Regions from separate parts of the Homo sapiens genome. Here region 2 is linked to region 1. Evidence: chromatin loops called from intact Hi-C (ENCODE). Cell type or tissue: adrenal gland. All regions are shown on one strand.

Region 1 (8,000 bases):
CCTGCACATCCCTTTACCCTATTCCCTGGGAAGGAGGGATGAAATCTTGAAGTGTCTGCCAATATGGCATTTTTCCTCTCACAGGGTAAAAGCACAGGTACGCCTGAGAGGTGTAGGAAGCATCGTGGCTTTCATATGGAGGTAAAAGTTACAGGACTGGTCTTCCATGAGCGTGTGAGTATGTGTATTTATGGGCAAATGTGGGGTGAGAGGAGAGTGGGCAGAGGCGAGAGAGAATGGCCTGGCCAAGGAAAGATCAAAGCAGAAGACGGTGGTGATGGAGGCAGCAGGCTTTTTTTGCGCATCACCTTGAGTGTTTTTAACCCAGAATTGGCCCCATGTTTAAGATTATGGATCCAGGAAATCCATCCCCTTCTTCCTCTCTTCTCTTTTTGCCACAGCAAAGATGACATTTAGCTCTTTGGGCTTGCATCTGCTGATGACTTTGTTCTATTTTTTCCTGCCCTATTCGATTTGGGTGTTGGTGTGAGACATGAAAGTTTGAAAGTGACACTCCAGCTGTTCCCTCCATGCCACTTCTGCTGAATTATCTTGAAATCCCCACCATTTGGCTTGGCTTTCTCCAGTTCCCGCCAAGGACAGTTTTCGGCAGGCCCCTGTTTTGACGTGTACTTATGCTCTTGGCACCTCCTGTCAATGGTCTTCTTGGATTATTGAACATCTATCTGTGCTCTAGGCTTCAAATCTTGTGGTTGGTGGATGATCGGCTGTCCCTGAGTACAACTGAGAGCCACAGAATTGATGGGGCCTCTAGATGGTTTGGGTTCCAAGCCAGAGAATATACAGGTATGCCCTGTGTGTGTTCAACACAGCTCAGACCAGGAAAGTATTTAGATTAGGGAGATGCTCATAAAGATGGATTGTTTTTAAAATTATTTAATGATCATTTTTGTTACTGGGCTTTATCAAAACAGAGTACAGTATTTGTTTATTGTCCTAGCTACTAGACATCCAGTCGCAAAAAAAGTAGGTAGGGAAGAAAGAGTTTTGTAGGTGGTAGAATAATGTACTATTTTCACACCTGCTACCAGAATTATTCTCAAGATGGGAACTATTTTAGGAAAGTATCTTGACAAGTCATTTGGGGATGTGACGGGGAGAACTGAGGGCTTGCAGGAGTTAAGACAACCAAAGGAATTTCAAAATTGTTGTGCATTAGATCTTGAGTGTTAGGAACATGGAGAAAAGAGAGAGGAGCTAGTGTGGTGGCCAGAGGCTAGTGAAGTGCTCCTGTTAGTGGAAAGGAGGGCCAAGGAATGTGCCTGGAGATGATAAATGGTCAATTTGAAGGACCTGCATTTTAGTCATGTAACTGTTCCACCTCTTGCAGTTTTCTGAAATTCTCACCCAAATGCACAGCTTCTGTAAGTGATGTGCATGTGTATGTGTACACGTATGTGTGCATGGATGTGTGTGAATGTAAGCATGTGTGTATACATGTGGTGAATATGTGTATGTGTGTGTGAGAGAGAGGGAGACACACAGAAAGAGACAGAGACAGAAACAGAAAGACAGAGAATGGTTTGTGTAGATGGAGAGACCTGAGCTTCTCCTTAGGAGGGTCGCTGCAGTGCAGAACAGGGAATGGATGAGGAGATAATACAGAAATAGAGTGAATTTTGCAGAAGCAGGATTTTAAATCAGAGGCAGTAGAAAGGCATGAATACACAGAAATCTTCTGGGGGGGGAGCTGAGATGAAATGGGAGTTAGAGCCAATCTTATCTAGATCATAAAGGGCATGGTGATGCTGGTTACACATTCTGCAAGCTCCATTAACTCTTGGTAAAACACACATGCCTGAGGCTAATAGATTTTTATCCAACCATAGCTGTTCTCCACTCTCAACAAAGCAAATAATCCAGATTGTTCCTTTGCCTTTATTCCTCTCCAGTTGCCATTTTATGACAACTTTTCATCTCTTCCTTTATCAGAGACACTTTAATCTAATTTTAGCAGACAAAATGGTAAGAGGTAAGTGTGTGGTTTTATGCAATGGCTTGGGATATCTGGCCCTTTCAATAGGATTTTCACTTAGGACATTAAAAGTGTAATTTAATGAAGCAACTTGGTTTACATAAAAGTACTAGGACACTAGTTGTATAAGACATATTCTATCTTCATGTAAGTTTCTGAAATGCTAAACAACAAAACACTAGTACAGTGCTTTTCTGAGCCTTAAAAGGCTTTGCAGAAGTGAATTAATCTTATCACACCCCATGTTCTGTTTGGAGGGGATCGACACTACCCTTTCCCTAGTCCACTGTAGTATATATCATCATTAGTATGTATCAGTTGCTGAGACTGAGCCATCAAATACAAATCAGGTAAGAAATATATTAGGGAAGAATCATATAAATTGTATTTCCAGAGTAAAAATAAATGCAGTGCAAATTTAAAATTCACAGTGAAGCTATCACAGCTATTTAGAATGCACTAAAAGTACATTTTAATAAGTATCACATAGTTTACCTGTGGCCTATTAAATGCATTTTAGAGATAGGCAAAGAGAAAAGTGTAATCTGATTTTAAGCGCTTTCCACTAATATAAATTACCCAAATGAAGTATTTGGGCATGCTTGCACTGCGAAATGAGGAAGAAAACTTTACCAAACTTTTGTGTTACTGATACTCCCTATGGGCTTGGCTGTGTTAGGAATGAGTCATATAATATAAGGGAAAATTCCTCCATGGGCTTTGAAGGCTGAACAGGCCCTCAGCTCTGTTTCTTGTTAGCTCTCTGATCTTGGGCAAATTACCTCTCTGGGCTGCAGATTGCTTGTGTGTAAAAGTAGGTAGGTTAATTAATCCTATGAGTATTATTGTTTGGGTTAAATGAGATAATGCATGCAGAGTGCTGAGCTCAAGTCTGGTATCTAGTACGTTCTCAAAAAATGATAGCTATTTTGTAAGCTTGTAGTCTTCTGGTCTCACCTGGCCATCCATGACCTGTGGGACCAGGACTTTGCATGTACAGAGGAGCTGGAAGGGCCTAGATTCAAGTTCAGGTTTCCAGTTACCAGTGTTGGCTTAATCTCATGAAATCTCCACATGGTTGTAAAATGACCATCTTGTAAGACTATAGTGAAGAGTTAATGATATGATGTACGTAAAAGTGGTAGCAAGGAGTCCTGCTTATACAGAGCATATCATAGCCCATATCCAGCTATTGATCTTTCCTGGTTTATGTCTTTGCCTGTCAAATCAAGGACTTGGAATAGATGATCTCTAAATTCCCTTTTCTCTTTAAAATATCTATGGCACTTAAAAAGCCTTTAGCAAGGAGAATTTAATATTCCCTTTAGCTTCTATTTTTCCTCCTTTAGCAAAAAACGAGTTAGTGGAGCACATGCAGATAGATTAAGAAACCAAGTAACAGTGTTTGAAATTTACCCGTGGAAGCAAAAGGGTTAAAGGAAGCCAGAAGCGGGTCATATGAGGATGAGCGACTCGGTGCCGGTGCCTTGCTCTCCTGCTCTTCCCTGGAAAGATTCATTTCATTATCTAAGGCTTCTGTGTTTTATTTTCTGTAGACCAGTGGGCCTCAAGCTTTACTGCAAATTGCAATCACTTGGAGAACTTTAAGACTACTTCAAAGTCCCAGAAGCACCCCCTACCAATTAAATCTGGGTGGATCCCAAACGTCAGTATTTTAAAAGCTCTCCAGGTGATTCCAATGTGCCCTCCAAAATTAAGATCCATGCCCTCCAGTGAATGAAGGGCTCAGAATTATGAATCCTACGTGTCAACTGCCCACTGAATAGACAGAGGCAACCCTTCTCTCCGGGACTTTTCAGATAGCATTGAGGACCTGATAACCAACAGAGAAGGGTAAAATGAGGGAAATCTTGCAATTGTATTTTGTTTGCACGTGCTTTGCATAGTATGGGCTTTGTTTATAGGGTGTTTAACTCACATATGATATATCTTAATGTGCTTTTGGGCAAGGAGGTGCTTTAAAGATTGCCTAATGCCGCTATTCATTGAGCAGAGGGAGAAACCGAGGTCAGAGAAAAGAAGTGACTCATTCAGGCCTCACAGCCGAGAAAGAAGCCAGATTCTTTGCTTTGTCCTTCATTTCCTCTGTCGCACTTGCTGGTGAAGGACTAAAGTAAAATGTCGCTGTTCAAATAGGAGTGTGTTTGTCACACAGGGGTGTTCATAATTGTCTCAGGAAAACAACAGAAAGAAAAAAACAAAACGAAGTGACCTGTCAGTGTGTCTGTTTGAGGCCTCGTCCCTCAAAGATATACAGCATGGATCTAAAAAAAGGAGGCAGGCTATTGCTGGTCTGATGGCACTTCTTTCCAGGGGGACACATTTTCTCTTGTCACACTCTTCTCATTTTTAAACAAAAGCAGAAAACAGAAATTCTCTTTCAGCTCACTGAGTGTGACTGACACATTTGAAAATATCTTTCTACTAAGACAGGAGGAATAGTGTGAAAAATACTCTGATCCAAACTAAGAGAAATCTATAGAGGTATTCAAAAAATTAGTCTCCTACAGAAAAATAGATGTCAGACATGAACCTTAAAACTTCTAATTCTTTCCTGACAATTTCCAGAAGACAGAAGACCCTCAGGTCTAAGATATGTCCACTAGATGGCAGCATGACTACGATTAAAGTATCCCACATTCTCAGGCACAGAAAAGAGGATTTATTACACTGAATGGAGATTGGAAGTCAAAAGATTTTATGGATACAGATCTATTATTAAGGAATTCTAAACTACAGAATATATATCTCTCTCTATATAGGTGTATATAAAACTAATATAGAATTCTGAATACTATTGTATACAGTATCATACTGCCATTCTTACTATAATTCTTACTATCGTTACTTAAATCGTATGTGATTTAAGCAGGTTTAATGTACAGCTGAAAGCCCTTTGTTGTCTACCATCACCTCTTCTTGGCCTATCTCAGCTTTTGCCTGGCTAAACTAAAACTGCATTCTTCAAAGGGCAGGGAATGTTTACTTATTAAATGGCTGTAATCTAAATCATCAGCCGCACGGCTGTGATCCTACTAATTATTCTTCTATCATGATTTTCACTCAGTTATAGGCAGTCAGCAGTTTCTTCTTCTATAATTTAATATTAGTGACAACCCCCAATTTTTGATATTTCATGGATGCAATATGTTAAATAATTATGTTTTTACTGAGTGCAGGTCATGTGTGAGCTGTCGGGAACGCAGAACAAGACTTTGATGGAGGTTGCACTCTAGTGGAATATATTATGACTCATAAATGAAGTGCACACCTTAGTACAAAGTAAATTCTTCACAAGTCCTTTCAAGGTTGAGATATCTATCCTATGGATTATGGAAAGTTCTTTTGAAAATAGCTGGGTGGTCTACAAACAGCCAAAAAGTTTGGGCTGGAAAGCAACAGTGTTGACTTTCCAAGTTTAAGGATTATTCAGAGAAGACTGAAGCCAGCCATGTTCACGAGGGAACCAGGTCCCCACTGCAGCTGTCTGCTATTGTCACCATCTGTCATCTTTAGGACACATCCACATAGCCAAGATAGAGTAAATGAGAAATTGTAGACAGTCAATCTGGTTAATTTATTAGTTAGATAATTGAATATACACACAGACTGGACAACCAGCAGCACAAGTCACCCTCCTAGATTTGGCAAGGTAATTCTTTCCTTTTTAAAGTACTTGGTTAATAAAGCATGTTCAGATATATCATATATGAATTTCACAACCCTATGTTCAAAAAAGAGGCAGTCTGCCCCAGCTTACATAGCTAGCCAGTAAAAAGAGAATCCAGAGGTAGAGTGGTAAAGCATATATCAAGTGCACATCAGAGGTCCAGTAAATTGCCATTTTACTGTGGCTACTGTTGACTAGAAGCCTGGTTTGGTACCCAGACAGTACTCTTATATCATGCTCTTTCCAGTTCAGTCATTTATGACTCAAGGTTTTCAGATGCTTCTATAAGCTCCCGCTTGGACTGTTTGTGCCTGATCTTCAAATTCTGCTCCCAGGGCCTTTGTGCACTGTGTGTATCTGCTCGACTTGTGTTTTAGTGAGTTGAAGAAGGAGGGGGTACGCCTTGTTGATCTGTGGTTGGTAAGGTCTTAAACGAAACCACCATTGTTACCGGGCAGAGTGTAAATTAAGCAACAGGCATGTCCAAGGATAAAATGTGAGAAGGCCTTTCTTGCTGCCATGAGTGGGTTTGGAGTGTGATGCTTGTTTATAACCTGGGCAATGGGTGCTCTTACGGGTGCAGTGACTGTGAAAGAACACTGAAATGTTAAAGAGAAAAGCTGTTGCCCACAACCTTATAAAATGGGCTTTCTGTTTCCAACAACAACAAAAATAGACAAACGACAACAACAAACCGTAAAGAGTAAAAAACGGCACAATGATGGAAAATTGTGAGCCAACATGGAGGAAAGGTGCCGGGGTTTCTAGGGCCTGAATTTTCCACCAGGAAGCAAATATATTTAGAAAGAGGCAGCACCTTTTGACATTTGCTAAGTGACTTTGATGATTGACTTTTCAATTGAGTTTCTGTAGTCAGCAAAAGAGGGGAGTGAAGGAAAAGCAATTTTCCCAACGGGAGTATAAAATCCTCCAGACTAATGAAATGCTTTCTCTGGTTTAGAGATAACAACCCACTTTTGGGTTTTATGCCTAATATTGATGCTTTGTGTATTTTTTATAGAAGCCTTCACGAAATTCAGTTAATTGTATTTTATTAGACTGAGAGATTGTCTTTTTAAATATTCTCCAAACCTCCTCACTCATGGCTGTCCATCCCTTCTCCATTCTCCCTATCAATAGTTTAATGTTGAAGGATGGTTTGTGGTAGTTTTTTTAAAAAAACAAAACTTGCTCTACCTTTTCAATCTCCTCCTAGTTCGAATGATTGCAAAAATGCTGAAAAAGCCAAGTTCCTTTAAGGAATCAGACACTGAAATATGGTCATTAAATCCTGATGGGTTTTTTATTCTGCATCCCATAATTTTAAGGAGAACCACTTTCTGAGATGGTTGGATAAATGCAACAAATATAATGAGGCAGAAGTGAGGTCCCAAGGCAGCTTTGCAATCTACAGGGCACTCAGTTTATTTATTTACAATAACTGTAAGCTATTAGGGTCTGTCTCACTAAGCAAAGATAACCCAGGAACAAAACACGGTAGACTTGGGGGAGTCAGCAGTTTGGTGGCTGCTGGTGGGGGCTGCTGTGTCTTCTATCTTTAAATGTCCTTGGTGTTTTATTTAGGGAAGGTATTATCTTGACAGAACTGCTTTGCTGTTAGGCAGTAAGATGAGTTACTTCTTGGGATAAAGGTTCTCGTAAAAGAATTTGGACAAGAAGACTTTGTGGTTTATAGAAACTGTAATCTTTACTGAATGACTGGAGTGGGCATGGCACGAGGAATTACATTTATAATTGCTTAAAGGACAAAAAGATTCAGCTTGATTTAAACCCAGAGCACGAAAGAATCATGATTATGAAAGGAAAGGGAGAGACAAGATATTATAGTGAAGAGTGCGGTCCTGGGATTTAGAAGACTTGGGTTTTAGTCCTGGTTGTGCTTAGCAGTCATATGTCCTTGGGTAAATCACTTAACTTCTCTGAACTTCAGTTTTTCTATCTACAAAATAGGGTCTTCTGTGGGCATACAATGGGCTAGGCTAAGCACTTCATATGTGCTATCTAATTTCTTTCTTTCTTTTTTTTTTTGACAGAGTCTCGCTCTGTCACCCAGGCTGGAATGCATTGGCTCCATCTCAGCTCACTGCAACCTCCGCTTCCCGGGTTCAAGTGATTCTCCTGCCTCAGCCTCCTGAGTAGCTGGGATTACAGGTATGTACCACCATGCCTGGCTAAGTTTTGTATTTTTAGTAGAGATGGGGTTTCACCATGTTGGTCAGGCTGGGCTCGAACTTCTGACCTCATGTGATCCGCCCGCCTTGGCCTCCCAAAGTGCTGGGATTACAGGCATGA
Region 2 (8,000 bases), 91 kb after region 1:
ATGCAATATGGCTTACTTGTCTCATTCTTAAGGTTTTCACAGACCAATTCAGCAGCATTTATATCAGAAAGATTATTGACGTTCACTCAAATAATATGGAGGTAAATACGTATTGTCTACTCAGGGTCCCATATGGTATCAGGCGTATTTAAATCCCTGTAACGTTGCAAGGGAAATGGCATTCCCCACAATTCCCTCCAATTCCCCTTGGAATCTGGTACCAAGGAGGCATCTGCCCAAGTTCACAGCATAAATCTATGCCCATCTGATTCCAGAATCTGTGCTCTTTTCACAACCATATGATATCTTCGTATGACTCACACTGTGAATTCAGGTCTGTCTGATTCTGGAATCCATGCTCTTTTCACAACCATATGACACCTTCCATACTTTTCAGTTTGACTTCTTTAATTTATGCTTTTAACAGCTGATTACCATTTTGCTCTGGAGAATTTCCTAAGGATTTTTTTTTTCCTGCTAAGATAAGTTTTCAGAAAAGTGAGAATGTACATCATTGTTATGACCCAGAAAGGTTGTCCTCTTTTTTTCTCAGGGATGTATTTACCTATTACTCTAAAAATTCTCCTAGAAATGGAAATTACCTCAACTTTATGCCAAATTAGGATCAGTTCTGTGCTCTGTAATTTTTTTTCCTCAGGCTTTTTATTTTTACCTTCACAATGATATCATCTGAAGGCATAGGAGGCCGTCTGTGTGATTTGAAGAACGCTAGAGGCATTTGATGGATTGCCATAATCCTGAACATTTTTATCAAGGCATTCTATACCCCTGTTAATACCAATGTATTGCATTGAAGGTGAATCTATTTCATTGTTGGATTAATTCATTGGACAGAGTAACTAGCTAATCATTCAAAAAATGGAAGACTAGATAGAGAAGTAACAATTAAGTAGAGAGGTTCTGTCCAAAATGGTAGTCATGGTTACGTATGGCAACTGAAGACTTGGCATGTGTCATAGTTTGAATTGAGATGTGCTGTACGTGGTTGTAAAACACACGTTGGATTTCTATAACAACAACCCAAAACGTGAAATATTTTATTAAATGTTTTACATTGATTAGATGTTGAAGTGATAAAATTTTGGACATAGTTATATAAACAGTATTTGCATTAGTCTGTTTCCACACTGCTGATAAAGACATACCCTAGACTGGGCAAATTACAAAAGAAAGAGGTTTAATGGACTTACAGTTCCATATGGCTGGGGAGGCCTCACAATCATGGTGGAAGGTGAAAGGCATGTCTCACATGGTGGCAGACAAGAGAAGAGGGCTTGTGCAGGGGAAGTCTCATTTTTAAAACCATCAGACCTCATGAGATCCATTCACTTTCATGAGAACAGCACGGGGAAGACCTGCCCCCTGATTCAATCATCTCCCACTGGGTCCCTCCCACAACATGTGGAAATTATGGGAGCTACAAGATGAGATTTGGGTGGGGACACAGAGCCAAACCATATCAGTGTTCAAATGAATTATATCTGTTGTTTTTAGTTTAATTTGGCTACTAGAAGATCTAAAATTCCATATGCAGCTTGCATTATTTTTCTACTGGACTAGGCTAAACTACAGCATGTAGGCAAAGCCTTCGCTGTCTCTCTCTCTCTCTCGCCACCATGGGAGCAAGCCCTTGTAGAGCTAATGCTATGACAGAGTTGGTGCTAGAGCCCAGAAAGGATGAAGGGAAGCAAAGAAATGGCAAAAAAAAAAAGTGTTAGAAATGTGTCCTATTTCACATTTTTGCTATTGTATAACTTAGTTTGTCCAAAGGGCAAAAGCTCCTGTCATAAATAAAACATAGTATTGAGAAATATACTGGTGTTTTTTTCCATTATTTCTGCTGCAACAGAACTCAGCTATCCCCAGAATTTAACCAACACTCCAGCTGATGGTTTACTGGAGACCCCATGGTTCTCTGTTGGCTGCTATGGTGGGCTGGTGCTGAAATTAAAGACTATTGAGAATGCATTCTCTCCTGAGGCCCTAGGAAGGGCTTCTCAAGTAGGATGGGGTGGCTGTTCTGATGTGATCAATGTGCTCTGACCTGAGTCAAGCCCACTGGACACTGACACTTCCAGGTCAGAGCTGGAGGTCAGGCTCAGCTCTGGGGATGGCCCAATCCTAACAGGCCTGCTTGGAATGGGTCTAAATATTGGCTCCAATTTCTTGCATGTTCTCTAGAAGTCTTCAGAACTTCCTCCTCGGGCTGGTCTGGACTGAATCAGAGAACCCCACAGCAACCCTGGAGATAACCTAGGCTTGACAGTTTGGGATGTGTGGGTGATTTCACACAGGTTGCTAGGAGGCTTTTTGGCTTGGCTTTATATACATCTTCAGAGGTATAAAGTTAGGTTATTAATATAAGGATATACTCTTCCCCAGACATATAATATACTGACATTTGCTCTTATGGTATAAAGAGGAGGGGATGATTATTTGCATTAACCTGTGATGAATCTTTTCATAATTTTAAATGATGATTGCAGTGTCCAACACTTTAGTTTTGAATTAAGCAAGGCCTATCTTACCAGCTGTGATGGTTAATTTTATGTGTCAACTTGACTGGATCACAAGGTGCTGAGATAAAAATTATTTCTGGGCTTTTGAGAATGTTTCTAGAAGAGATTAGCATCTGACTTGGTGGATCCAGTAAAGCAGATTACCTTCCCCAAGGAGGGCTGGTGTCATCCAATCTGTTGAGGCCCTGAATAGAACAAAAGGCAGAGGAAGGAGGAATCTGCCTCCCTCCCTTTTTTTCCCGTTTCACTTCTTGAGCTGGTGCATCTCATCTTATATCCTGCCCTTAGACTTGGGTTTATACAATTGGCTCCCTGGTTCTCAGGCCTGTGGGCACAGATGAATTACACCAACTTTCCTAAGTCTTCAGCTTAGGGAGGGCAGATTGTGGGACTTCTGAGCCTTCATAATCGGTGAGCCAATTCTTTACAATAAATCCTTTCACTATATGTTTGTGTGTGTGTTTGTGTGTGTCCTATTGGTTTTGTTTCTCTGAAGATTCTTGAGTAATACACCAGCATGATGGAAATGATTTGGCTTTATGTCCCCACCCAAATCTCATCTCGAATTATAATCCCCAGGTGTCAAGGGAGGGACCTGGTGGGAGGTGGTTGGATCATGGGGGCGGTTTTCCCCATGCTGTTCTCATGATAGTGAGTTCTCATGAGATCTAATAGTTTTTTACGTGTTTGGCAGTTCCTCCTTCATGCTCTCTCTTGCCACTGTGGGGAGACATGCCTTGCTTACCCATTGCCTTCTGCCATGATTGTAAGTTTCCTGAGGCCTCCCCAGCCATCTGGAACTGTGAGTCAATTAAACCTCTTTCATTCATAAATTACCCAGTCTCAGGTATTCCTTATAGCAGTGTAAAAACAGGCTAATACAATGATATAAACTTACTTGCTACTTGTTTCAGCTATCTATCGCTGTAGAATAATTTACCCCAGAGTATAGCGGCCATAAACAATAGCCATTTTATTTCTCAGGATTCTGTGGACCAGGAATTTCATTAAGCCATATCAAGGAGAGCTTGTTTCTCTCTGCTCTGTGATAGCTAAAGTGTCAGCTGAGATAGCTCAAAAGGGGGTTGCTGGGATGGCTTGACAACAGCCATTTGATTGGCAACTTAGTTTTTGTTTTCAGCTGGGATTCATGGTTTTCTTTGGCATGATTTATCCATATAGCTAGTGTGAGCTTCTTCCTAGCATGGTGGTCTCAAAATAGTTGGACTTTTTACACTGTGGCTGGCTTATCCCAAGTGAAATTGGAGGTTGTCAGTCCTGTTAAAGTTTATGCTCTTACAAAAGAGAAACAATCTTGACATGGAATGCTGGCTGGGTACTATCAGCTAAACGGTGGTGTTACTTGGAGCTGTCCTTGTACTCACTACTAGATCATGTTTTTGTTTGTTTGTTTTTTCTAGTAAACACAAACATTTCTACTGAAGAATGACATCAGACAAAGTTATTCTGTGACCAAGCTGGAACAAAGATCACTCCATAATCATGTCCAAATACAGATAAAAACAAGAACATTATGACTCATATGAATGACTACTGCCTCTTTACCAATTATAATGTGTCTCATTCCATTCTTTCTGCCTTCTAGATAAAAATTAAGATACTCAATCACAGAATTGCTCCCACTGCCTGACAGCATCCATTCCAGAAAAAAGGACACACTTCCTTGAACTCTCCAAATCGCCTACCACAAGCCCAAGCTCTCCACGTAACACCCTCTCACCGAGACACTGCACAGCGCCCCCTGGTGCACATTCCCCCTCACTACAGCTAGTCAATAACCCAATGTTGTCTGACTACAGGTGATGCTCCTGGTAGTCTTTGTCTAGGGGTAGTAGGTACCCAAATTGCCACAGTGTCGCTTCCACTGCATTCTATTGGTCAAGGCAAGTCACAAAGCCACTCAGGTTTAAGGGGAGAGGAAAAAGACTCTACCTTCTGATCCATGACACAGCATGAGCTTACAGGGAGGGAAAGGATTGATGGTGGCTGTCTTTGTAAACAGTGTACCACAGTACTATAGAACAGCCACTTAAATTTTCAGAAAGCAGTTGAATTTTAAGTTAAAAATGTATGTGAAACGCTGGTGCTGGCCACCTAGTTAGGCCATAGTCTGTGGCTATGCTTTATTCAGACAATAAGAGGATTTAGCTTCTCTTTACATCTTCACAATATGACTTCCCTTCTGTGTTTTTCTTTTCAAAAAACGAGAATGTTTTCTCACATCTTTGCCTTCATCCAACATGCTGCACACAGCACCTCTGCTCTTTCCTGACCACTGATCGCTGCTTTCTGCTCTGCCGTGGAGTCTCTTTGCTGGTGAGCTTTTGGAGCTCTGGGAAAAACACCTTTGCTAGTTGTGCTACTGTTACTACCATTGTTCCTTGGAGGAGAATTGGTGGAACCAAAGCTTTTCTCCTTTCATGGCTCTCATCATTCCTCCAAGGCACCACTTACTGTGTAGCAGGACGAGCCGCAGACAAGAACTCCTTAGACACCGAACTGTAGAAGGAAAGGGCTTTATTCAGCTGGGAGCATTGACAGACTCACGTCTCCAAAAACTGAGCTCCCCGAGTGAGCAATTCCTGTCCCTTTTAAGGGCTTACAACTCTAAGGGGGTCCGTGTGAGAGGGTCATGATTGATTGAGCAAGCAGGGGGTACATGACTGGGGGCTGCATGCACCTGCACCGGTAATTAGAATGGAACAGAACAGGACAGGGATTTTTCCATACAATGTCTGTAATCTATAGATAGCATAACCGATTAGGTCAGGGGTTGATCTTTAACTACTAGCCCCAGGGTGTGGCGCCGGGCTGTCTGCCTGTGGGTTTCATTTCTGCCTTTTAGTTTTTACTTCTTTTTTTCTTCGGAGGCAGAAATTGGGCATAAGACAATATCGGGGTGGTCTCCTCCCTTAACTGCAAGGCTGTTATATACAGTAGACTGTAACCATTGTGAGTTGTCACACAGAGACTGCAGTGCAGACAGGAAATCTGCAAAAGCAGAGCCTGATAGCTCAAGTCCTCTACATCCATCCAACCTAGGGAAAGGTACTTGTTCATCTCTTTCTTGACCTTCTCCCCAAATGGGAAAATGGCCACACTTGGATAGTACTCGTTAATGCCCCTTTTATCTTGATATATACAGTACTCCTAAAGACACACATATGCACACATGATTGCTGCCTCACTTCTTGAGCTGGTACATCTCATGTCATCTCCAGCTCTTAGACTTGGATTTACACCACTGGCTCCCCAGTTCTCAGGCGTTTGGGCACAGATGAATTATACCACCAACTTTCCTAGGTCTCCAGCTTGGAGAGGGCAAATCGTGGGACTTCTCAGTCTTCATAATCCTGTGAGCCAGTTCTTTATAATAAATCCCCCTGCTATAGCTATATGTGTGTGTGCATGCATATGTGTGTGTATCCTATTGGTTCAGTTCCTCAGTAGATTCTTGACTAAAACACCAACATAATAGAAACTTGCTTGCTACTTGTTCCAGCTGTCTATTGCTACAGAACAACTTACCCCAAAGCAGAGTGGCCATAAATTTATATATATATGATGTACATAAATCACCCCTAAGGTTAATCATGGATTCCCAACTTGTGTGTAAAATTATTGGTGTTTTTACCTTCTTTTGTCTTATCTGCATTTAGTTTTCTACAGTGAACATGTATTGTTTCTGTAACGTGACAAAAAAAGGTCTAATTTTTATTATGAACAAAAGATGGGGCTTTAAACAGAGTACCCTAATGATTCAGGTCTTTTGAAAGCCTTTTCCCCTGAGTTTTAGATTTCTCATTAGTTTCTCTTTAACCTTGACAGCAAATGTTTAGAATGTAGTATGGAACAAGACAGTGTGGTTTCCAATGTCAACCCCTTATGACTTTTTCAATACTTTTAAGACATGCGATGGAGAGCAGGTCCTAATAAAGACACAGGGTGGTGCCCAAATTAGTAGAATCATCAATTTAGTTATTGAGCAACTTGAGGGAGGAAAGAGCTGAATTTCTTGGCAGGCAGAAAATGCATAGATTATACTCTGGAGCCTCAGAAAACAGCATTGTAGGAGTTGTCTGTGGAAGCAAGATAAAGATGATGTCATCTTATAATAAGATCCTCAAGAGCTCTATAAAGGCCCAACACACACAGAATTCTACTTGAAGCAAGAGATGCCCTGATTCCAATGTCAAATGCATTTTCCTAACACTAAGTTTTTAAACTTTGAGATGACAATAAAATGGGCATCCTGGCTGCATCCTCTCAAACACCTTGTTTTTTAAATTCACTTCATTACTCATTAGCTTTTTCACCTGTATGTTAAAAGGCTGCATGAAGCATGTGAAGGCAAAGGGCAAAGATTTCATAGTTTAGGAAAATACGTAGGCACTATCTACCTCATACTGTACTATGCACCTTCTCACATGTTAGAAAAGACTTATGGTAATGATAATGACATAACCACTGATTGAGTACCCACTGTGTCCCAGATATAGTGTTATATCCATGTGTCAGTCAATCCTTAAAATAATAGGCCAATCCTATTGCCTCTTATTTTACAGATGAAGTAACTGACACTCAGAAATTTTAAGTAATTTGCCTAAGGCCACGTAGCGAATACAAAGCCATTGTAGGATACTGAACACAGTATGAAAGTCTTTTTACCTTCAGTCCTGAGATATTGCCATTGACTTTATTGTGAAACCTCCTTGATGTTTATTATTAAATGTGTCTTTTGCTCTGAGCAAGTGATGTTTGCTGTTTTTCATTTTGATTTTATACTTGAGAACCAATCTTGGTGCAAATGTGGTAAAAAGATTACAGTGGAATCTACCTATAATATTCTTGAGTTTTTCTTCATCTGACATTTATCTATTAAACATCTGGCTTAATGCAAACATACGTAGTGATTTCCACTTATAGTGTTTTACTACTTATTGAATTTTCTCTTCTTGACCTTTGGGGCAAAATTGTAAAAGATCATTCACGACAATCCATTAATAAGAGCAAGGCCACTTGAAGATGTGAAGGATCAAGTGAGCCTTCAGTGTTGACCTGACATTTTTTTCCCTAGAATTGTCTTCCGTGAGTGATGCAATTTGAAATAAATTCCCCCATGGTAAGATACTCAGGGAAGCACAGTGGAAAGCAACAAAATGATGAAATGTTTCAAAAACAAGACCCTTGAGGAAGAGGGAAGTGAATTTCACATGTTCAGTCTTGGGTTAAGAGGACTTAGGGGATAAATAACTCTATAAATATGTGTGTGGATGTAGGGGACAAGGTAAAAGGCAGTTATTCTCATTATAAAGGAAGTGATGAAATAAAATAGGGGTTATAGTAAGGAAAATTTAAAATATGATATTAATACATACAGAGGTACCTTACTAAAAATTCGATTTCTACTCATTATCCCTAAGGCGGCTGCCTGAGCAA

The links. Hi-C counts contacts between places; a loop is a spot of excess contacts. Peaks named below come from ENCODE experiments on the same cell type or tissue, not always from the same donor. Only the 100,000 strongest peaks of a DNase experiment are listed, where the experiment ranks them.
Region 2: a loop joins it to region 1, with 4 times the contacts of the local background. A loop is called at or near these places in 51 of 110 quality-filtered maps.

What each region holds. Positions count from the first base shown.
Region 1 is chr14:87,893,215-87,901,214 of GRCh38, reverse strand. No RefSeq gene overlaps it. Among named protein-coding and RNA genes, the nearest start is that of GALC, 96 kb to the left of the region's middle. In adrenal gland, CTCF peaks have their summits at 4,398 and 4,598 (motif pointing right); no DNase peak of the experiment used is centred here; H3K27ac peaks cover 779 bases.
Region 2 is chr14:87,801,725-87,809,724 of GRCh38, reverse strand. No RefSeq gene overlaps it. Among named protein-coding and RNA genes, the nearest start is that of LINC02330, 150 kb to the right of the region's middle. In adrenal gland, a CTCF peak has its summit at 4,304 (motif pointing left); a DNase peak (open chromatin) is centred at 4,314.